Regions from separate parts of the Mus musculus genome. Here region 2 is linked to region 1. The links are chromatin loops, found by intact Hi-C in ENCODE. Cell type or tissue: left cerebral cortex. All regions are shown on one strand. Links, peaks and the distances in the headings refer to the core of each region. The heading gives the core; the rest is flanking DNA.

What was found. Peaks named below come from ENCODE experiments on the same cell type or tissue, not always from the same donor. Only the 100,000 strongest peaks of a DNase experiment are listed, where the experiment ranks them.
Region 2: a loop joins it to region 1, with 2.2 times the contacts of the local background. A loop is called at or near these places in 8 of 42 quality-filtered maps.

The regions. Positions count from the first base shown.
Region 1 is chr4:108,544,260-108,556,079 of GRCm38, forward strand. Tut4 (terminal uridylyl transferase 4) reads left to right here. Exons shown (of 31, transcript NM_175472.4): 26 at 3,796-3,911; 27 at 4,982-5,154; 28 at 6,454-6,554; 29 at 11,123-11,570. Among named protein-coding and RNA genes, the nearest start is that of Gm22345, 13 kb to the left of the region's middle. In left cerebral cortex, for the core only: no CTCF peak of the experiment used is centred there; a DNase peak (open chromatin) is centred at 6,836.
Region 2 is chr4:108,498,888-108,510,707 of GRCm38, forward strand. It overlaps Tut4 (terminal uridylyl transferase 4), which reads left to right. Exons shown (of 31, transcript NM_175472.4): 8 at 460-511; 9 at 4,079-4,148; 10 at 6,937-7,063; 11 at 9,020-9,139; 12 at 9,334-9,546. Among named protein-coding and RNA genes, the nearest start is that of Gm23138, 6.8 kb to the left of the region's middle. In left cerebral cortex, for the core only: no CTCF peak of the experiment used is centred there; no DNase peak of the experiment used is centred there.

The DNA.
Region 1 (11,820 bases), core at 2,546-10,545:
TTTCCCATTTGAACTTGTCTCCTTTTTGTTTCATACTTTTCCTTACTATATAGTGCCGACTATCCTGTGGTATTCATATATGTTCAACCTTATACTAACTCCAGGAATCATTTGTCTGTGTGTTTGAATAACACTAATGGGAAAAGAGTCATAAACCTAGACAATTTCTAAAGTTTAGTAGAATTATAAATTAATACTTGCCACCCTCAGCTGGACTTTCAGTAAAATTTGATAGTCTTATTATATCTTTAGTTACTTGTAATCTCTCATCCTATAAAACTTATTTTAAAGGGTTGGAGACATGATGCAATAGATATTAATAGCTCCTGTAGACTTCAGTTCCCAGTACCCACATCAGCTCACGACTGTCTGTAACTACAGTTCTAGGGCTCTGGCCTCCATGGGCACCAGGCAGCATACATATGGTGTGCACACATCACACATACATACAGATACTCACATAAATAATTAAGTTTTTTGAAAATGTTTTATGTTTTGTTTTAATCAAATTTCACTAAGTTAGAGGATAAAGGGAGGGAGCCCCCATCCCACTCTGCCTCTTTTCAACCTACTCTGGCACATCAAGCCTCACCAGGACTAAGTGCATCCTCCTCCCCCACTGAGGCCAAACAAGGTCGCCCAGCTGGGAGAAAGGGATCCAAAGGCAGGCAACAGGTTCCAGGTCAGAGACACACCACGCAGATTGTTGGTGACCCACTTTATTTAGTTTTCCTTTTTTTCCTTCTTGTTAGAGATGGATTACAGATATTTGCCATGGATTTTGATTTAAAACACTATCTTTGTAACCTCAAGTAAATTACTTTCTCTACACACACACTCATAAAATTACATTCCTCTTAATCAGTAAATTACATAGTTTGACTTTCTTAAATATATAAATTTTTGCAAATATTTTTGCTCTTTCATTACGCAGATTCTTGAATTACATTTCATGTTTGTCTATCACCTAAATGTCTTAAAGTAATTATTTTCATAATATTTCAAATCTCAAAACTAGGTCACTAATGGTGAGGTAATAAAACATGAATTGAAGATCATTTAGGAGTAGAATGGCCACTACCAGATGATTAATTAGTCATGATAGATAAAGAATAACAGTCTGGATGATGCCTGTTTCTGCCTTAAGCAACTGGAAAAATGATAAAGGAAAATTTTTTGCTGTTTTTATTTGTTTATTGTTCAGTGTTTTGTAGAAAATAGAATTATAATTATACATAGTGGTACATACCTGTAGTCCATGGATGTCAGTCTTACAGGGCCTCTGTCATTTAGTTTCTTAAGTCTGCCTGAGTTTATTTCTGTGTCCATTCTAAGCATGTTTGCTGTAATACTTTAATACTTGGGCTTCTTTATTCATTTTCTAGACTCTCTCTCTGCCATTTGGCTGCCTGCTTGCATGTTACTATACTAGCTTAAACATTCTTGTTGAGGTATAATTCTTTTTTTTTTGATAATTTTTTTTATTAGGTATTTATTTCATTTACATTTCCAATGCTATCCCAAAAGTCCCCCACCCGCTCCCAAGAGGTGTAATTCTGATAAAGTATAATTCAGAGCTTTTCACTAGGCTGAATATTTGGCAACTATATCAACAAAATGTATATTACTTTTATTTCTGAGTTCTTTTTTTTAAAGATATATTTTGCACTTGAATTATTTGGTTGCATGCTGATTGCTGTCTGGGTTTGTACACTTGAGTATCTGTCCTTGGAATACAGAAGTGTTAATCCACTTGTAGCTGGAGATACAGACAGCTGTGAGCTGCTTCACGTAGGTTCTTGAGATTGAAATTTGGTCTCCTGTAAGAGCCGTAATTGCTCTTAATTTAGGGTCATCTCTCTAGTTGTTCCTCCCCTACCTCATTCACATACACATTCTTCTTCCTCTTCCTCCTTCTTTTCTTCTTCTTCTTCCTCCTCCTCCTCTTCTTTAAGAAGAGGAAGCAGAGGGTCATTATGGAAAGTAAGAAAGAACTCCCGATCATAGGACAGGCTCCAAGAGAGTTCCTCTTTCTTATTCTTAATCCATTAGTCTTCTTTTAGAGTTTATTCTTTTTGTTCAGTTAGAATCATGCAATATGTGATCTTTTTGGTCCTGGTTTCTTTTACTAAACATAATTTTATATTTCCTACATGTAGTAGCATGTGTCAATACTTTATTTCTTCTTAAGGCTGAATAGTGTTCCACTATATAAATATACTATATTAATCATCCATTTGTTAGTTGTTTAATTGGGTTGCTTTTGTGCTGTAGCTGTTATGAGCAGTGTTTTTATGAATATATGGGTAATTTTTTCATGACTATGTTTTCATTAAACTACTCCAAGAAGTAGAATTCCTGGCTTCATTGATTATTCATATGCTTGTGTGTTTAACTTAGCTTTGCTATTTTACAGTCATAACCAGAAATATATATGGTTTTCAGTTTTTCTACACTGACCATTGTTTTATATTCAATTATTTTTATTACCAACTTATTTTGGTATCTCTTACTTTTATTCTATGTTTCCCAATGTTTTATCAGCAACAAATTTGCTTTCCTGGCTTCCAGGAGTATAGCTATTCTTAGGATAGACTAGTGTTCCTGAAAAACCGAGCATTGACAAGGTTCAGCAAGGGCTAGGAAAAAAGAGAAATCAACTTAGTATGGAGACTTGAAAAATGTTTTCTAGACTTCTCAGGTACATTCCACAATATACATATATATATACACACACACATATGTATATATATATATCTATGTACACACACACACACACACACACACACACACACACACACACACACATATGGTAAGTATTACATATTCTTTAAAGGCTATTTGCAGAGGTAAAGAGATGGCCCTGTCATTAAGAGCACTTCATAATTCAGTTCCTAGCACCCACATGGACAGCTTACAACCACTTGTTATTCCAGCTTCAGCAGACTTGATGCCCCCCTCTTGCCTCCTGGGCTCCTGCATGTACATGGTCCATGTAACCTCATGGACAGATACCCATACACATGTTTTTTTATTTTTTTAATTGCAAATCTAATTAAGCAAGATGATTTCTTTATATAAAGTCATTTGGAAAGGAGAACAATTCCTTTGGTTTTTATGGGTTGGGGTGGTGGCCGGGGATTTTTGTTTTTGTTTTTGAACCAGGGTTTTTCTGTGTAACAGAGCTCTGAATCGGCTGGACTAGAAATTCTTTGTAGGAGTAGCATTGTTTAACAGAAAGCATGAGCTTTGTAATCATTAAAGAGAAAACTTTAAATATTTCATATGAAACCTAGCCAATTTCATTACCATGTGCAAATGATTTAAATCTCTGAGGTGCAGTTTCTTTTTTCATAAATTGTAGTTGAAAATAACATTTAATTTATTGAGGTTCCACTTCTCTGTAGCCTCTTTGCATTGTACTCTATAATGTGGTGGATACAAAGTATTAGTTCTGTTACCACCTATGACTTTATAATAATTCTAATTTTTTAAATCAATTAATTATTTTTGTTTTAAGCCAAGGTTTCTCTTTGTATGTCTGGCTTTCCTAGAACTTGCTCTGTTGACCAGGCTGGCCTCAAACTTAAGAGATCTACCTGCCTCTGTCTTCCAAGTAATAGGTAAAGATGTGTGCCACCACCACCACCTGGCATAATTCTAAATTTTATTTATTTTGTCCAAAATTTCAATTACAGTGAAATATTTGCTAATGTTGGGACTTTTTTTCATATCGATCTTTGTATTTTGGACATTTTACATTTTTTTAATAATAAAATTGTATTATTTCTATAGGAGTACTTCTTTGATTCAAGAGTACTAACAGATGGAGAGTTGGCTCCTAATGATCGTTGTTGCCGTGTGTGTGGAAAAATAGGTCACTACATGAAAGACTGTCCCAAAAGGAAAAGGTTGGTAAATCATTTTCTATTAACATTATAGGGAAAGTATATGTGAGACTAACTTGTATTTATAATTTTATTCAGAAGTGTCTTAAGTACGAAAGTTTAATTTTTTTAAGTTCAAGGTTTTTAATTGGCTTTTAAGTAAATAAATGTTCATCTGAGAGGAATTTTTGTTAATGGTACTCTTATATCATTTGCTTATTCACTCAGTTTTTTTTAAATAGAAATGTTTATTGAAACATGCTATGTGTTTGGAACTGCTATGAGCAAGAAGAAAAGGACTTCCTAGTTAATGCAAGTTCATACAGTAAACTGAATCCTAGAGCTACATGTTGGGCTGTATCTGTATATGATTTGAATTGAGAAACACATGTCCTTTATACCACCTCAAGATATATCTGCTGGTCTGGACATGGTGGCACACACCTTTAATCCCAGCACTTGGGAGGCAGAGGCAGGGAAATCTGTGAATTACAGACCTATGTAATAGAAAGATCCTGTCTCAGAACAGCAGCAGCAACAACAAATCTAGAACAAAAAAAAACCAATAATAACAGAAGAGAAGATATGTATGTGACTCATGCATTTGGAAGTTATTAAACAGAAAAGCCCTGTCTTCTGTCTTAGGCAAGGTGCTTATTTTCTCTAAACCACTGTCTTTACAGTAGCAATAAGTAGCAATCTCTAAGGATCTTAGAAGTTTAAAACTGGAGATTAAACTTTTTTCAAGTGGCTGAGGACTGTGGAAACCCCTTTAATCCCAGTACTTGAAAGGTGGAGGCAGGAAGATCTTTGACTTGGAGGCTGGTGGATTCTACATAGCAAGCTGTATAGTGAGAGCGTTTCTCAAAAATTAAATAAATAAACAAACAAATAATGTCATAAAACGACTATGATACTTAATTTTTGTTATATGATTTAGGTATGCTATAAGTAGAAGTAGCTTTCTTTAAAAAATAACAGCATAGAGTTGTGTATGTTAGTCCGTTTTTCATTATATATGGTTTAGTTTTTGTGAATCATCAATTTGTAAGTTCCTGGCTCCACATTATTGGTATCAGCAGTTTACTGTTTAGACTAAAGAAGAAAGACAGTGAAGAAGAGAAGGAAGGGAACGAAGAAGAAAAAGACTCCCGTGACCTTCTTGACTCCCGAGACCTTAGGTGTTTCATATGTGGAGATGCTGGACATGTTCGCCGCGAATGCCCAGAGGTCAAGATGGCCCGCCAGAGGAATAGTAGTGTGGCAGGTAAGAAAAGATAAAAACAATAGTTGCAAATGTTAATTTCCTTGTTGTTAGGGATCAAACCAAGGCCGTTGTACACACTAAACACATGGTTTACTACTGAGCTACAGCCCCACTACTAGTATACTTCATTTTGGGGACACTTTTGCTATATAATGCAGGCTGACCTCAAATTTGTGGTCTTCCTGCATTAGCTTCCCTGGAATTACAGATATATAATATCTGGCTTTAGGTATTAATTTTAAAGTGATCTGGGCTAGGGATTTAGTTCAATAAGAGTACAAATCTTCCATGTACAAGGCTCTCCAATGATGCTCTACAGTTTCAAATTTAAAAAAATTTCAGAAAAAAGAAAAAAACAATTTACATGAGAAATTGGACAGTATCTTTTAAGCCCACTATCCCTGAGAGAGAAATACGCAGCTGGCATAGGACATATAACAAAACTGTGTGTCCAGGTGGTTCAGAGCCTGGAGAGATGGCTCAGCTGTTCATTGCTACTCTGCGAGGGCACCTGATCAGTTCCATCATCTTAGATAGGGAATGGACAGCTGCCTACAACTTGAGCTGCAGGAGATCTAGTGTTGCCTCTTGCCTTCATGCATTTGGTGCATAAGCATACATGTGGGCAAAACATTAATACACATGAAATAGATTATAATAAAAATTTAAAAACAAAAACCAAGGGGAAAAGGATACAGGTCAATGGTAGAGTCCATATGCAATGCCTGGCTTTGATCTCAGCATGTGGCTGGGCTAGGGAGCAGTGGTACATATCTTTCTCTAAAATAATCATCGTGCAAAAGTTTGCTTCAGTCTGCTCTTCTGAGAAATCTATATCTATTGCTTATGTGTGTACTACTGTACTTTCTGTAATCAATGCCAGCCTTATTTAAAAAAGTATAGCTGGATAAAATTTATAGACAATTAATTGCTAAGACACTGGAATTTAGGCTTTGTAGCTCAGTGTAGAGGACTTGCCTTACATAGGAAATCCTGTGTTCAACCCATAGTACCACAAAAATTAATGCCATTAAAATCAATATTCTCTAATTTTGATTTCTGTTTATTTATTGCTGTTACTTTCCTGCGCAGTTTGTTTGTTTGTTTGCTTGATATAGTCTCATACTCTACCCAGTGCTGGCATGGAGCTCATTGGGCAGGGCAGGGCAGGCCAGGGCTTGAATTCACAGAAATCTTTGCCTTAGTGCTTCACACATTGAGATAGTAGATGTAAAACAATGTGCCTGCCTGCTTTTTCTGTATCTTGATTTTTTCTTTTTCTGTGATGTCTTTTCTCAGCAGCCCAGCTGGTCCGTAACCTTGTAAATGCTCAGCAGGTGGCTGGTTCAGCGCAGCAACAGAGTGACCAGTCCATAAGGACCAGACAGTCTTCAGAATGTGTAAGTACTCTGCCTATGAATGAGTTTGACAGGAAGAGAACACAATTGTCTTTTCCTCTTGCTATAATAAAATATGCCATCAAAATCAACTTAAGGGAGAAAGAATTTATATTAGTTCCCTGTTTGTCAAGGCAGCAGGAGCTTGAAGCAGCTGTCACATCACATCCAAAGAAAGGAACTAGAAAGGGATGAATGCACACTCACCATCCTCCTCACATTTTATACAGTCTAGAGTCCTGGCCAAGAAAAGGATACCAATTCAGTAGGCTTGCCGAGAAAGAGACCCGTCTCCCCCAGAGTCTTAGACTCTGCCAAGATGACAGTTGTCTTAGGGTTTTATTGCTGTCAAAAGACACCATGATCATGGCATGTGGGCAGACATTGTGCTGGAGAAGGTATTGAGAGTTCTACATCTTGATCTGCAGGCAGCAGAAGGAAACTGCCATGTTAGGCTTAGCTTGAACATATGAGACCTCAGAGACCATCCCACAGAGACCACTCCACAGAGACATTCTTTCTCCAACAAGGCCTTTCTCCTAATAATGCCACTCCCTATGGGCCAAGCATTCACACACATGAGTTTATGGGGGATTCCTATTTAGCCTACCACAACAGTTAACACCAACCATCACACCTGATGTGTAATATTGAAGATCACATGAAAATTTGCAGAGTTGTCCTTGCTACGCCCATAAAATAACATTTGTGTTCCTATTAATATTCATGTTATAGCTGCTTAATTTACATGGGCCTGCTTTCTCATTTTTTATAATAACTAATATATAGGATTAGGTATTAACTTTGCATAGTAGTAAAGTATCACTGTTATTAAAATAATGTTGAAATGTTCTTTTTCACATTTCATATTCTTCATTTGTTGCTGAACCTAGTTTGCTAGGATAAATTCAGTTTTATTTTCCTCTTTTAGAGACTACTAATGACTAAATGTAGGAAAGGAAACTAGTTTTTTATGTATAGTGTTTAAAAAGGTAAAATTACACCACTGTGATATGTTTTGTTGAGTTTTACTAAAAGAGGGGTTGGGAACTGGGGATAGTGATAGAGATGCCTGGAAGATCAACATCTTGAGTTATAAGCCAACCTGATCCAGGTACCAAGACCCTGTCTCAGAAAGGGGGATTAATATATCTACTAAAGTGTAAGACTATTCATTTATTGCAATACTCAGTGTATGCGCTTTAGTTAGTAGCATTATTTTTTCAGAACATTTCTTTGAATTTGAATTTTTCTACTGTTTTCAGATTTCTTTGTACGTATAGGGTGTTATTCAAGATTGTCTTTGGAACAGAATTGATAGAATGAATATGAGTTTGTGTGTATGTGTGTGTGTGTGTTAAGAGTGGCTTACAGCCTGTGGTCTGCTTAATCCAGTAATGGCTTTCTCCTGACAGAAAGGCCAAGGATCTGGTAGTTGTTGAGTGCTTGGGACTAGATGTCTCAGCAGCCTCACTCTGGTGTTAGAGCTCCAAGAAGGTCCTATAGAGCAGCCAGTTTTCAATTCATGTTGGAATTTCAAAGATGTAGATTCCAGCTAGCACCATAAAAGAAATGGTCCAGTATAGATAGTTAGATTGAGGGCAAGCAAAAAAAAAAAAAAAAAAAAAATCCCTCGCATGTGTACCTATCTGCTTGGGTTTTAGTTACTTTCTAATGTAGTCAAGTTGACAACCAAAGTTAAGTTAGCTATAACATAGCTATTGTTGTTGTTTGTAATAATGTTGTGAAGCCATGGCCTTTAGGGTAGTAGCTTCATAGTCCTTTACTTGCCTGTAGCTTAACTTCTTTCTCCCTTTCTCTCTCTTTTTCTTTCTCCCTCCAATCTCATGCCCTGGCTGTCCTAGAGCTTACAGTGTAGACTGGGTTGGCCTAGAGCTCCACCTCTTCCTCCTCAGTGCTGAGATTGAAAATGTATGCCACCATGCCCAGATTAGCAAATAACTTTTGTGTATATTCTTTTTTTTCTTTCTTTTTGGTTTTTCGAGACAGGGTTTCTCTGTAGCCCTGGCTGTCCTGGAACTCACTTTGTAGACCAGGATGGCCTTGAACTCAGAAATCCACCTGCCTCTGCCTTCCAAGTGCTGGGATTAAAGGTGCGTGCCACCTTGCCCAGCTTTGTGTACATTCTTATTCCCCTCACATGTGGATATCTATTGAATGAGAATAAAACTTGCAAAAGAGCAGAATACTAAATGAGAAATCAGACTCTATCACACCCTTTTCATTAGTTCCATCAATGTTTTCTTTAAAAAGTTTTTCATTATTACTAATCAGAAAAATTATAAATTGCAAGTTGATTATATTTCTGGTATGGTTTAAATTTTCAGTGGTTTTGTACTGCTTTTGTGTAGGTTGCATAAATGATATGATATATAAAACACAGGAGCTCTCATTTCCTTGTTTCTGTTTTTGTTAGCTTTTTTTTATAATGGAGAGAAGAACTGGGTGGCCTTGAATCCTGAAGCTGGCAGGCATACCTACTGATCATTGTATAATTTGTTTTCATGACTTACTTTCTATTTTATGTGTATTGGTGTTTTGCCTGCATGTATATCTGTGTAAGGATATCAGAATCCTTGGAACTAGAGTTACTGACAATTGTGAGCTGTCATGTGGTTGCTGGGAATTGATCCTCTGGAAGAGCAGCCAGTGCTCCTAAGCAGCCGTGCCATCTCTCCAGCTCTTTGTTTCTTATTTGAGACAGAGTTTCTCTGGGTAGCCCTGATCTGTAGATCAGATTGGCATCCAACTCACCAAGATCCACCTGCCTGCCTCCTGGCATTATTTCTGTTTAGTTTTTTAAGCTTCAGGTAGGTTATTCCCTTAGCTGTGTAGTCACTATTTAACTTCTCTTAGATTTCAGTTACCTTAAACAGTTAAGTGTTTCCATGCCCATTTTCTTAGTTAGGGTTTTACAGCTGTGAAGAGACACTTTGACTACGGCCACTCTTACAAAGGAAACATTTAATTAGAACTGGCTTATATTTTCACAGGGTCAGTTCATTATCAGCCTGGCAGGAAGCATGGCAGCATCCAGACAGGCAGACATAGTCTGCAGAGCACAAGCATAGAAACCCTCAAAGCCTATCTACACAGTGATAAACTTTCTCTGAAAAGGCCCCATGTATGCCAATAAGGTTGCACCTAATAGTGCCACTCTCTTTGGGCAGGCATCAAAACAAATGAATCTATGGGACCAAACCTCTTCAAAACCACACTCATAAATCTTCAGGCATGATATTTCTGCTGTTAAATATTCTTTCCTTTTCTATATCTTCTTATTTTTACCAGATTTGCTTCTGTTTGCTTTTTAATCTCAGTTTAAAAGTTATTTAATCCTTGATCTCTACATTTCTTCAAAAGTTGAAGTTAGGTGTTTCTGTTTATCATTGTATACTATAAATGCCACTTTTTGTGTAGAGAGGATTAGTCTCAATAAGTAGCCCAGTTGTACAGCTTTTATCTTCCTGCCTGCTCAGACAACAGACATAATACACTACTGTGCGTGCCTGTCTAATTATACAGTCTTTATCATAGTAAGAATTGTTATACTTATTTATAATTACTTGTGTAATTTTTTTCTGCTCCCTGATTTCTGTGTGCAGTAAACTTTTAAACTTCATGAAGGCATAGATGCATTTTCAGTACCTAGTAATAATGCCTAGTATACACTATACTATACACTATACTATACACTATACTATACAGTATACTATACACTATACTATACACTATACTATACAGTATACTATACACTATACTATACACTATACACTATACTATACAGTATACTATACACTATACTATACATACACTATACTATACAGTATACTATACAGTATACTATACACTATACTATACACTATACTATACACTATACTATACAGTATACTATACATACACTATACTATACACTATACTATACAGTATACTATACAGTATACTATACAGTATACTATACACTATACTATACAGTATACTATACACTATACTATACACTATACTATACACTATACTATACAGTATACTATACACTATACTATACAGTGTACTATACATACACTATACTATACAGTATACTATACAGTATACTATACACTATACTATACACTATACTATACAGTATACTATACACTATACTATACAGTATACTATACACTATACTATACACTATACTATACAGTATACTATACACTATACTATACTATACAGTATACTATACACTATACTATAACTATACACAGCTGCTGAGGGGCTGAATGGAAGTGGCTGTGAGTGATGCATGTGTTAGTTTCTAGTTTACAAAGGAGATATGTGTTGTTTATGATGCTGGGCTCTCTTTTTTTCTTGAACAACAACAAAAAGGCTTATGAATCATTACTCATATAAGAGAATTTAAGCACATTGGGGAAAATTTTACCTTCATGTAAAAGTAGATTTTATTATTTGTTGTTATATACAGAATGTAGTTCTGTTTCTGATGCTCTAATGAAATAACTATTATATTTTTAAAATCTTAATTTTTAAAATTATCTTTTTTTTTCCTGCAGTCTGATTCACCATCTTATTCTCCTCAGCCTCAGCCTTTTCCACAGAATTCTCCCCAACCATCTGCTCTTCCCCCACCTCCATCCCAGCCAGGATCCCAGCCTAAGCTTGGCCCACCCCAGCAGGGAGGGCAGCCCCCTCATCAGGTTCAGATGCCCTTGTATAACTTTCCTCAGTCACCTCCAGCTCATTATTCACCCATGCACAGTATGGGGTTACTGCCAATGCACCCCCTGCAGATCCCTGCCCCATCGTGGCCCATCCACGGCCCGATGCTGCACTCTGCACCTGGCAGCACCCCCAGCAACATTGGCTTGAATGATCCCAGCATCATCTTTGCACAGCCTGCTGCCAGGCCCATGGCAATTCCCAGCCCTTCTCACGATGGACACTGGCCTCGGACCGTGGCTCCCAATTCCCTGGTGAACAATGGTGCAGTGGGTAATTCGGGTAATTTCTCTTTTTTTCTTTTATATTTGGTTGTGGAAAGGTTGGGTGGTCAGTATTATTTGTTGATCATGGAGTAACAATGAGAAAAAAGGAAGATAATCTGTATTTATGAAAATAGAATATAATATTCAACAAACAATAATCATTTAAGATATATTTTGTTTAAGATTATGTCTCCCTTTTCATTTCTGATATTAATTTGGGTACTATGTTGATTTTCTCAAAGAACCAGCTCCTGGTTTTGTTGATT
Region 2 (11,820 bases), core at 1,717-9,716, 46 kb before region 1:
TGGTGGCACCACCCTGCAGTAGTAAGCTGGACCCTCCCACATTAATCAAGGGAGAAAAATTCCTTCAGGCATGCCTACAGGCCTGTCTAGTGCTCATTTTCTTAATTAAGGTTTCCTCCTCCCAAGTGTGTTGAGCTTATGCCAAGTTGGCATAAAACTAGTCAGAACGATGCTTAAAGTTTTCCTTTTTAAATACTTTGTATTCAAAGATGTTTGATTTGAATGAAAACTTGGCATTTAAATTTCTAGTCTTTTAGCAAATTTGTCTATTTTCCCTTGAATAATAGTTCTGCATTTGTTGTATTCTACTTTTCTAAATAAGATTTGTTGATATAAAGGTAAAAATATTATTTTGATGGTAATATTTTCAAACCCAGAGCATGAGTTTTTAATGTTACTTTTTAATCAAATTGAATTCTCACTGTCCTTCTGCTTGCCCGTTTTAATGAAACTTTTTAGATGAATCATCCAGATCTTCTGATACAAGTGCTTGGAATTCTGAAAAAAAGTGGTAAGTTCCTTGTTTTTCTTCTTTTATAAAAATCTATTTTTTTAAAACCATATGCACTGTGTCGTTTACAAATAGCAAAGTTAAAATTGCTACCATGCATAAGAATACATATATTTGTATATTCATTTAGTAGGATACCTGGTAATATAATTTACATGTTGGCTAAGTTAGATAAACTGTATCAAAGTTGACAATTTAAAAAATGTTAAGTGCTTCATCTAGTTTATAAGTAGCTTTTAATATTCTTTTTTTTAAACAATTTTTTTTTAAAGATTTATTTATTTATTATATGTAAGTACACTGTGGCTGTCTTCAGACACTCCAGAAGAGGGTATCAGATTTTGTTATGGATGGTTGTGAGCCACCATGTGGTTGCTGGGATTTGAACACTGGACCTTCGGAAGAGCATTTGGTGCTCTTAACCATTGAGCCATCTTGCCAGCCCTTAATACTCTTTAAAAGTAGGATTTACTTATTTATATATTTATTTCAATGCTAGGGATGTGTCTTAGTGTTTTACTGCTGTGAGCAGATACCATGGCCAAGGCAAATCTTATAAAGGACAATATTTAATTGGGGCTGGCTTACAGGTTCAGAGATTCAGTCCTTTATCATCAAGGCAGGAGCATGTCAGCATCCAGGTAGGCATGGAGCAGGAAGAGCTGAGAGTTCTACTCTTTATCTGAAGGCTTCTAGGTAGTTAGGATGAGAGCTCAAAACCCATACCCACAGTGACATACTTTCATATTTATTCTAACAAGGCCACACCTCCTAATGATGCCACTCCCTGGGCCAAGCATATTCAGATCACCACAGGATGGAACCCAGGGCCTTGCACTAGGCATGTGTTCTGTCAGTGAGCTACAGTCACTTTCTTTTTATTTTAAAGATTTGTTTGTTTGTTTACTTTATTTATTTATTAATTATATGTAAGTACACTGTAGCTGTCTTCAGACATCCCAGAAGAGGGCATCAGATCTCATTATGGGTGGTTGTGAGCCACCATGTGGTTGCTGGGATTTGAACTCTGGACCTTCGGAAGAGCAGTCAGGTGCTCTTACCCACTGAGCCATCTCACCAGCCCTACAGTTACTTTCTCAGTTTTGCTGTCTGTGGTAACCTGTATCTAACCACCATCTGAAAATTAAGTGGAACATTTTAATAACAAGTAATTTTTTGTTAATTTTATGTGTATGAGTGTTTATCCTGTGTGTGTGCCTGCAGAGGTCAGAAGAGGGTGTCCAATCCTGAAGAACTAGAATTATGGATGGATGTGAGCTTTCATGTGGGTATTGTGAACTAAACCCTGGTCCTTATTAAGAACAAGTTCTCTAAACCACTCAACTATCTCTCCAGACCTTTCTCATTTTTAAATTGCATTCTATTCTTATTAGCTCCACCCACTAGTCTTTTTGTAGCTGTCTAGTTACCAGCTTATTAGATACTCTGCAATATCATGCACAGAAAAGCGTCCACATTCATGTATGTAATTGTTCTATGTTGTAACTGTTCTGTTCTATTTGGTTACTCCTGGTAATCCTTTACAGTGCCTAATTTACATATTAAAATTTATCATATGCATGCATAATTAAGAAAAGGCTAGCATTTACAGGGTTTGATATTACCTTGGATTGTAGATATTTACTGGCATTTTAGAAAGTATCTCCTCATCGCTTCTTGGCCTTTTGACTAAGATCAAGTGTAGAAAGAATCTCCTTAGGTAAAAGGGGGAACTACTATGTTACGGGCATTTCATGTGTAAGTGAAGACAAATAGGCCTGTTTCATGTTATTGAAAAGTCACTGATGAAGAAAATTAGAGGGAGATGCAGAATAAAGATGTGTGTACATGCTTTATTTCAACTTTTCTTGTTTGTTCATTTGTTTGTTGTTGTTTGTTTATTTGAGACAGGATTTCTACATAGTCCTGGCTGTCCTGGAACTCCCTATGTAGTCCAGGCTGGCTTAAAAGTGACATAGATCCACATGCCTCTACCTCCTGAGTGCTGGGTGCTGGGATTAAAAGTGTTCTCCCATCATGCCTGGCCATTTTCTTTCTACTGGAAACAATGATAGTAGCCTAAATTAATCATTGTGTTGTATCAACTGAATCATGCCTAGTACTTTTTCATATATTACTTGTCTGGAATGCTTTTTACAAGAAAAAAAGATATTTACATAGGTAAAATACTTTCAAGCAAAATAAAAATAAAAGAGTATAGTATTTCAAAACACACCCCAGTTTATATATTACACCCTAGTAAATTAGTTGGCTCATCCTTCTCCTTTTTTTTTTTTTTTTTTTTTAATTACTTAGGTTTGTTTGTGTGTGTGTGTGTGTGTGTGTGTGTGTGTGTGTGTGTGTCATGGTGATGGTGGTGGTGGTGTGGTATATGCATGATAGTTGTTCTTTTATACCTTCTGGGTCCCTGGAATCAAACTCAGGTTGTCAGGCTTGGAGACATGGACCTTTATCTGCTGAGTCATCTTATTAGCCCATTTATGAGCTTGTTACCATTGGGTTAGGAAATTAATTTATATAAGAAATAACATACTTGTTTTAAATACACAAAAACTTAAAAGCATATTATAAATATGAGTTAAACATAATGGTTTTTGCTTCTTGAGAATTATAGAGAAGTGTTCAGCCTATTATAACTTTAAAACATTCATCTCTTTCACATCAGAGATCATCCTAAGTTATATGTAGGTTTAAAAGCATTTTAAAGTATGTTCTATTTAATATAAACCTGCTATCTAAAAGATTTTTCATATTTTGTGTTTCAAACCTCTCATAAAATTTTTTGTGTTTTTCTGCCATAGTCACTGTGTATAAAGATATTTCTGACATAACGGGTTTCTAGTACATATTTTTAATCATAAATCATTCCATCAGGTACTACTGAGATTTTTCTTTGAGTTTTTTTCCAAATGAAATGTCAATCCATCTGTTTTTACATAAAGTAGATATTTATATTTAATTTTAAAGTTTAATTTATTTTATATACCTGTTCATGCTTGTTTTCTCCTTCCAACACATGCATGCTGGGGATTGAACCTTTCCTGCTGGGCTATCCCCAGGCCCCGAAGTAGGGATTTATGACATGAAGTCTACTTTGGTGGTACATTTCACTGCAGACATATGCTCTTCCCATGTTAGTGTCTCCTTAGGAGCTTCTATTAGGCAGATTTTGAAAATATTAATTAGGTGGGGTCAAGAGCTATACTTGAAAGCAAAACATACTTCTATGGCTGTAGCCCTCAAAAGTAAGTGATATGCCCTCTTTGTTGTATATTCGTGAGTGACATTTCCATATCTACTTGGAAATATTCACATTTTAGAGGTCTTATGGTGCTTATGATTTTTCAGACAGTATTTGATACTGTTGTGGCTTGTGGCATATAACAAATGACTCCAGGAGAGGTAAGAGATTCTTTTGGGTTCATTTTCGTAATGAGAAGAGTGAATTATTTCACAGAAGTAATGAGAGTGAATTTTAGAATGAAATTATTACTTACTCTTTACTAGAAATATTGACATTAACTTACTTTCACCCCCTTTTATTAGCATTATATATAGATGTGGAATCTGATTTTCATGCTAAAGTTCCTGTTGTGGTGTGCAAAGATCGGAAAAGGTTGGTAATGAAGAAAATAAGGTATTTATAAAAACTAACAAAAGCCTGTATGGCTCAGGAGATGGCTCAGTGGGTAAAGGGCTTGCTGCACAAACACGAGACCTGAGGACTTGAGTTTGGATCCCCAGCACCTAGATAACAAGCTGGGTCATCTTCCTGGAAAAAACAGGAAGTTTCTAGGGACATGCTGGGCAGCCAGCTTATCTAAAATGTTGAGCTTCAGGTTTAGTGAGAGACCCTGTTTCAAATAGGAACATAAAGAACAGTAGTCAGAGATACCCACAATTTATGTACCTCTGCTTATTATACACATGTGTGACTGTATCTGTCCATGTTTGTGAATATATACATAAACATGTACATACACTTGCAAGAACATATTCACATGCATATGCACACTCACCCCAGGGTCAGCAAGATGGCTCATTTGCCACATAAATCTGACAAATTGAGTTCTATTCCTTGGATTCCATATAAGCCATTAATCATAAACACTTACATGGTATTTACACAGGGTTCCCTCCCCCCCAAAAGAAAAAAAACATACAAAGAATCAGATTTGTGGCAAACAACTTCAAGAGAAGAAATTGTGTGCCTTAGGTTTCTTACTAGGCTTATTTGACTATACTAGCTGTCATCTATTAAAGCACGTCAAATGCGTGTGATTAAGAAATTGAGCTAGCAGAGAATTAAAAATAAAACACTTTAGGTAAAACTTTTTTTTTCTTTATTTGTCTAAATTCATTTACTCACCCAACAGTGCTAAGAGCAATTACTTTTGTGTAATTATTATATTGCTCTGGACATATAAACGTAAATTAAGAAATAGCCACTCTTGATAAGGTTTTACTGCCTATTATAATCGAGGGGCTAGTGAGATGGCTTAGTGGGTAAGAGCACCTACTGCTAAGCTTGAAAAACTGAGCTTATCCTGAGACATACATCCACAGTAAAAAGAGAGACTAAAAGTTGCCTTCTGACATCCACTAAGGACGTGCATGCATGTGCGCGCGTGCACACACCCAAAATAGTGTTTTTTTTTTTACAATGTAGTTTTTGTTTAATTGCCATGACTCATTGTCTTTCTAGTCAGATGTCTCTCTCTAGGCCTGAGAGGGTAAAAGTACCTTTGAAAAAGGAAAATTAGCCAGTTCTGGTGGTGCATGGTTTTATACACCGTACTGGAGAGGCAGAGGCCCCAGATCTCTATCATTTTGAGGCCAGGCTTGTGTACATGGTGAGTCCCAGACCAGGCAAGACTAAATAGTGAGGCCTTGTCTTAAAAAAATCAAGTAGGATGCTGAATTTTACTTGAGGTCAACATGGGGGAAAAGTACAAAAATAGATGTTTTTCTGTTGATTTATTCAGTTGTTTTTCTTGTAGTCTAACATATTTTCTTATTTAAAGTCAGAAGGTTTTATGGTGATCTAGTTTAAGTAGATTGAATGTGTATGTGTGAACATTGCTTTCCCTGACACATGTGTGAAGGTCAGAAGACAACTTTACAGTCTTAGTGTTCTCCTTCAAAGCTTTTCATGGGCTCCAGGATGGGTTGGGTTGTAAGGGATGGGACTGAAGTCTTCAAGCTGGCTAACCCATCTTTTCAACCTAACTTCCTTATTTTCTAAATTAGAAAATTGAGACTGGGAGGGGTAAGGATTTGTACAAATTTATATCCTTTAAGGCAAATTCAATACTGGAAAATAGGCATTTGACTTCTGGTAGGTCATAGTAAAACAGAAAACAGTGATTTTTTGTTTTTAACATTGTATTAAACTGCCTGTATGGTACATGCAGCTTTAGATTCATTATTCTCTTCTCTTCTCTCTCCTCTCTCCTCTTTCCTCTCTCCTCTCTCCTCTCTCCTCTCTCCCTTCTCTCTCCTCTCTCCTTTCTCCTCTCTCCTCTCCTTTTTTTTCTCTCTCTCTCTCTCTCTCTCCTTCCTTCCTTCTCTCTCTCTCTCTCTCTCTCTCTCTCTCTCTCTCTCTTTCTTTCTTTCTTTCTTTCTTTCTTTCTTTCTTTCTTTCTTTTCCCTTTCCCTCTTCTAGATATTCTCTACTATATTCCTCTCATTCTTAAGGGAGCTCCTGTTTTCTACAAAAGCATGAGTCATGGATTAATAAGTAAATTCTAATCTTTAAATTGAAAGCACCAACAACATTATGAAAGCTTGAATATGAAATTAAAGTTGAGAAGTATAGCTAGTAAATTTGTTTTATTTTTTTAATCATGGACAAAGCAAAAGAGAATGATTTAAGAGAGAAGTATGCTAGTGTTAATGGTGGCTCAGGTTTGTAATTTTCTCTTGAGCTAAAATTGTATTTTTAAATCTATATATCTCTCTATCTATCTATATCTATCTACATATATATCTATATATCCCAAGTGTAGGCTGATAAGGTGGCTCCATGGATAAAGTCACTAGTCCCCATACCTGACCATCTGAGCCTGATCTGTGGGACCCAGCTTGCACGAGTTCCTCTGCTTTCCACATGCACTTCATGGTACACATGTGATCATACACAAGAAATAAATAGAAGAAATGGTTTACTATGACTTAAAACAATTATTTTTTTTATCTATATGTATATCTGTTGTGAGTGCTAAGAATGAAACTAGTGTCTTCTACAAGAGTAGTATAGGATCTTAACTACTAAGCCACTTTTCCAGTCCCTGTAGTAACTGTTTCAGTTATTAAAATATCATGATGGAAAAGAGTAGCGTCTGGGATTTTGAAGCATTCTTCTTTTAAAGGCGTTAATACAATGAATTGTTTCTCATTCACAGTGCTTTACTGTGTAGAGTAAGTGCAGGAAATGATATGGCGTGTCTCACAACTGACTTACTTGCTGCTCTTGGCAAAGTGGAACCCGTCTTCACTCCCTTAGTGCTAGCTTTTCGCTATTGGGCTAAGGTAAGTGGAACAGAAGAAAATTAGTCAAGCTTTTTCTTGTTTTGACATATAATTTATAATGTGTAGAAGAAAGTAGTTGTCTGCCCCACATGGAAAATTGTGTGACTGATTTCACCAAAGACATTAAAATAAGGTTTCATATGCATGTAATAAGTTCCTTTATCCGTCCTTCAAGTTGATGTTTGGAACTATAGATAAGCACTAAACCATTATAATACTTATTTTTTTCATTATTCACATTTGTGGTTAAGTTTAATTTATAAGTAAGAGAATAATAAAATAGAACATTTATGACAGTGCCATGCAATTAGACTTGCAAATTGTTTATTTTTTGAATTTTCCACTTAATTTATGTTCATTGCTCTTTCAAATTTATTTATTTTATGTGTACAGGTGCTTTTCTCAAATGTATGTGTTGGGTGTCTGGGACCTGGGGAGGAGGAGGTGAGAAGAGGGTGTTGGAGCCTCCGGTACTGGAGTTACAGACAATTGTGAGCTGCTATGTGGGTGCTGGGAATTGAATTGAGGTCCTCTACAAGGACAAGTGCTGTTAATCTCCCTTTAAAGAGTTAATCCATCCATCCTTCCTTCCTTCCTTCCTTCCTTCCTTCCTTCCTTCCTTCCTTCCTTCCTTCCTTCCTTCCCTCCCTCCCTCCCTCCCTCCCTCCCTCCCTCTCTCTCTCTCTCTCTCTCTCTTTCTCTCTCTCTCCATCTTCCTTCTCCTTGTTTATTTTGCCTTTTAAGACAGGGTTTCTCTGTATAGCTCTGGCTGCCCCAGAACTCATCTGTAGATCAGGCTGTGCTATGATTCACAGAGATCCTCTTGCCTGTCTTTTGAGTGCTGGGATTAAAGGCGTGTGTGCCACCACACCCTGCTTCCATTACTTTAACTTGAACTTTCCACCTGTCTCTGCCTCCCCAGTGCTGAGATCAAAGACATATATCCCCACACCGGGTTACATTGTATTTTTAATTGTTACACTATAGTCATGTTCTCATGCCAGAAGGGAAGCAAATGGCTCCTTACACACAAATAATTTAAAATAGTTCTATAGTAAATAAAATTATCGTAAATAAAAGACTTAGTAGTTGGGGAGGGATTTGGCAGTGGCCGTTGCTGCTCATTTGGAGAGGGGAATTTGAACAAGATTCTTCACTGGGAGACACTTCTGTCATCAGACGCTGAACCTTACAGTTTTGAAAAAATTGTCCATAGGAACCCCAGTTCTTTTATTATTATTATTTTTTAAAGATTTATTTGTTTTATGTATATGAGTACACTATTGCTCTCTTCACACACACCAGAAGAGAGCTTCAGATCCCATTACAGATGGCTGTGAGCCACCATGTGGTTGCTGGGAATTGAACTCAGGACCTCTGGAAGAGTAGTCAGTGTTCTTAACCACTGAGCCATCTCGCCAGCTTCAGGAACCAATTCTTTATGGCATATGATATTCTCAGAGATAAGAATTGAGCCCGGGGCCAAAAAGGGGGAGTGGGTGGGCAGGGGAGTGGGGGTGGGTGGATATGGGGGACTTTTGGTATAGCATTGGAAATGTAAATGAGTTAAATACCTAATAAAAAATGGAAAAAAAAATATACGAAAATCCATCAATGTAATCCAAAAAAAAAAAAAAAAAAAAAAAAAAGAATTGAGCCCGGCCAATACCCTATTTATTTTAACACTTGAGCATGTAAGACAAGTGTGGCAAGATGCTTGCAAGTTCAAGGCTAGACTACACAGTAAAATCCTGTATCAAAACATGGGGGATGTGTTCAGGAAATCAGTAACGTGGGTATTATATTCTGAATGGTAAGATTCCAGATTATTTCTTAGGTTTCATTTTTATTTGGACTTTTTGTAAAACAAAACAAAAACAGTGAAGAACGAGCTACTGTGTTTCACATGAGTGAAGAAAGCTCAATGCTAGAACTTTTTTCTATTTTATTTTGCAGCTGTGCTATATTGACTCCCAAACTGATGGTGGAATCCCTTCTTACTGCTTTGCTTTGATGGTGATGTTTTTTCTTCAACAAAGAAAACCCCCTCTTCTTCCTTGCTTACTTGGAAGTTGGGTAAGCATGCGTTTGCATTGCAGTGTGTGTGTGTGTGTGTGTGTGTGTGTGTGTGTGTGTGTGTGTGTAGTTCTTATGGAGTGTTGTGCTCAAACATTTTAAGGTGGAATTCTAGTTTCTCTATTTTTTCTCTTTCTCTCTCTTTTATTTTTTAATAATTTTTTATTACTAATTTGGAATGCCCATTTATATAGATTGAAGGCTTTGACCCGAAAAGAATGGATGACTTTCAGCTGAAGGGCATAGTAGAAGAGAAGTTTGTGAAGTGGGAATATAATTCAAGTAGTGCAACTGAGAAAAACTTAATTGCTGATGAAAACAAAGCTAAGGCAGACGAACCAAAAGATGATACCAAGAAGACAGAAACAGACAACCAAAGTAATGCTGCGAAGGCAAAACATGGCAAAGTAAGCTTTTGTTTTTGTTTTTTGTTTTGGCTTTTCTACATGTAGAATTTATGACACCTTTAGTGAACTTCTTGAATAGCAGTAGATTGAGCTCTTGGCCTCATTTCCTCAACTATACAGTGAGGGGTTGAACTGTTTTAGTTTTTGGTACTGAGATTATCTAATACATTTATTTCATGTATTGTTTGAATCCTGTCAAGGCAATTAATTCTGTTTCCTCATTCCTTTCCTATCCTTTTTTTTTTTTTCTTTCTTTTCTTTCTTTCTTGATTTTTTTCAAGACAGGGTTTCTCTGTGTAGCCCTGGCTGTCCTGGAACTCACTTTGTAGACCGGGCTGGCCTCAAACTCAGAAATCCACCTGCCTCTGTCTCCTAAGTGCTGGGATTAAAGGCGTGTACCACCACTGCTTGGCCTGTTTCCTTTTTCATTTCAACCTGTAAAATTCCCTTTATGAATTAGGTTTTCATTAAAGCTTAAGCATATTATGGATTTTTGTAGCCAGATTGTGTGGAGAAATAAAAGTCTTTTGTTCTATAAGGGGCTGGCTTACTTATTTAATTAGTTCAGCACACACTTATTAATAACCTGCTGTGTTCCAAGCATTTTCTTGAGTGCTAGACAACTGTAGGAAAATATACATGGATATTGCCCCTCAGAAACCTGTACTGTTTTAAGATTATAGATGCCTTGTGTTTGAAATGATTGCTCTCTTCAACACTGAATTCTTGTACTTCCCTGATTTTCTTCAGTAATCCCAGTTAATGATCTTGATTTTTAGTTTACTGAAAATACTGAAGCAATCGACAGAGGGCTGTAAACTCACCATCATCTGCTGTCATATACTCACATTCTGCCTTGTTACTTCTTTTTGTAAAGGAACTTCCAGTTTGGAATCTACAGGCATCTTCTCCATTGCCTTCTGAATTAATCCAGGACAGTTATTACTCTAGCAGTTTTCTTTCCTTCCTAAGTTCCAAGTTTTTCATTTATTATTGAGTCAAACATTTTGCCTTTTCTCCCATTTTAAAGAAAAATGTTAGGGGCTCTTTTTCCGAGCTATTGCTTGGTTTCCCTTTGTAGTAAAACTAACAGAATTGGTTATAGTATCCATATTTTTTATTTTTCTCTGTTTTCTTATACATTATCAATTTGCCAAAAACACATTATCAGCTTCTATTTTGTTAAATTTCATGGGTACTTAAAACTATCTCTTTTGGTGCAGTAACATTTCCAGTTGATTATTTCCTTGGTATAATTTCAGTACACCACAGTTGTTGCTGCTTAGTCTTTCTCAGTTTCTTTTGCTGATTTGTTCTTTTCCTTCAGTCAGTTAATGCTGAAGTGCTACAAGCTTGGCTTATGATCTTTTTTGATTTGTCTTCTTTCTTTTGATAGGTTAAGCGCTTTCTGTAGGATGACAAGTACTCTGTTTTGAACTATGTAATTGTATATAACTCCCTATTTAGTGTTGGCTTAGATATCTTTATGTATCTTAACTCACCTTTGGGTCTTATTGTCAAATTTGAAGTTTTTCATGTTTCATCAGTTGATAGTATTCTGTCCTTTCAAGCATCCAGTTTAAAATTTCAGAAGTATCCTTTATTCCTGTCTTTCATGAAAACCCTTTATCAAGTAATTCAGAAATCTTGAATTTTGTTATCTTTACTTCAAAGTATATCCAAAATTCCATCACTTTTCACCACATATAGTTAACTAACCTGGTCCTAGCCAATTTCATTCTGGCCTGGATTTTTACTATAGCCTTCTAACAGATAATCTCTGCATGTACTCCCAGCCTTTATCTGTATTTAACAACATAATAATCTGTCTTTTTTTTTCCCCCTTGGTTTTTCCAGACAGGGTTTCTCTGTGTAGCCCTGGCTGTCCTGGAACTCACTCTGTAGCCAGGCTGGCCTCAAACTCAGAAATCCACCTGCCTCTGCCTCCCGAGTGCTGGGATTAAAGGCGTGCGCCACCATGCCTGGCACAACATAATCTGAGTCATTGTTAAAAAGTTAAATTAGATATTGCCCTTGTTTGTCCTTACACAAACATGGTTTAGTTGTTTTTCATCTAATTAGTATAGAAAAAAGCCAGTAGTTATTGGATCACTCTGCTTCTTCTACCAGCTTTTAGTATTCTCTCTCCTCCCCTTCCTCCTGTGATGCTGAGAGTCATCTGGTTTTCTTTTTAAAGTTAGCCACTCTTTTGCATTAGATATGTTTATCGGTTCCCTGTTCTTATAATACTTTCTTTTCCAGTCAGGTTAGGAT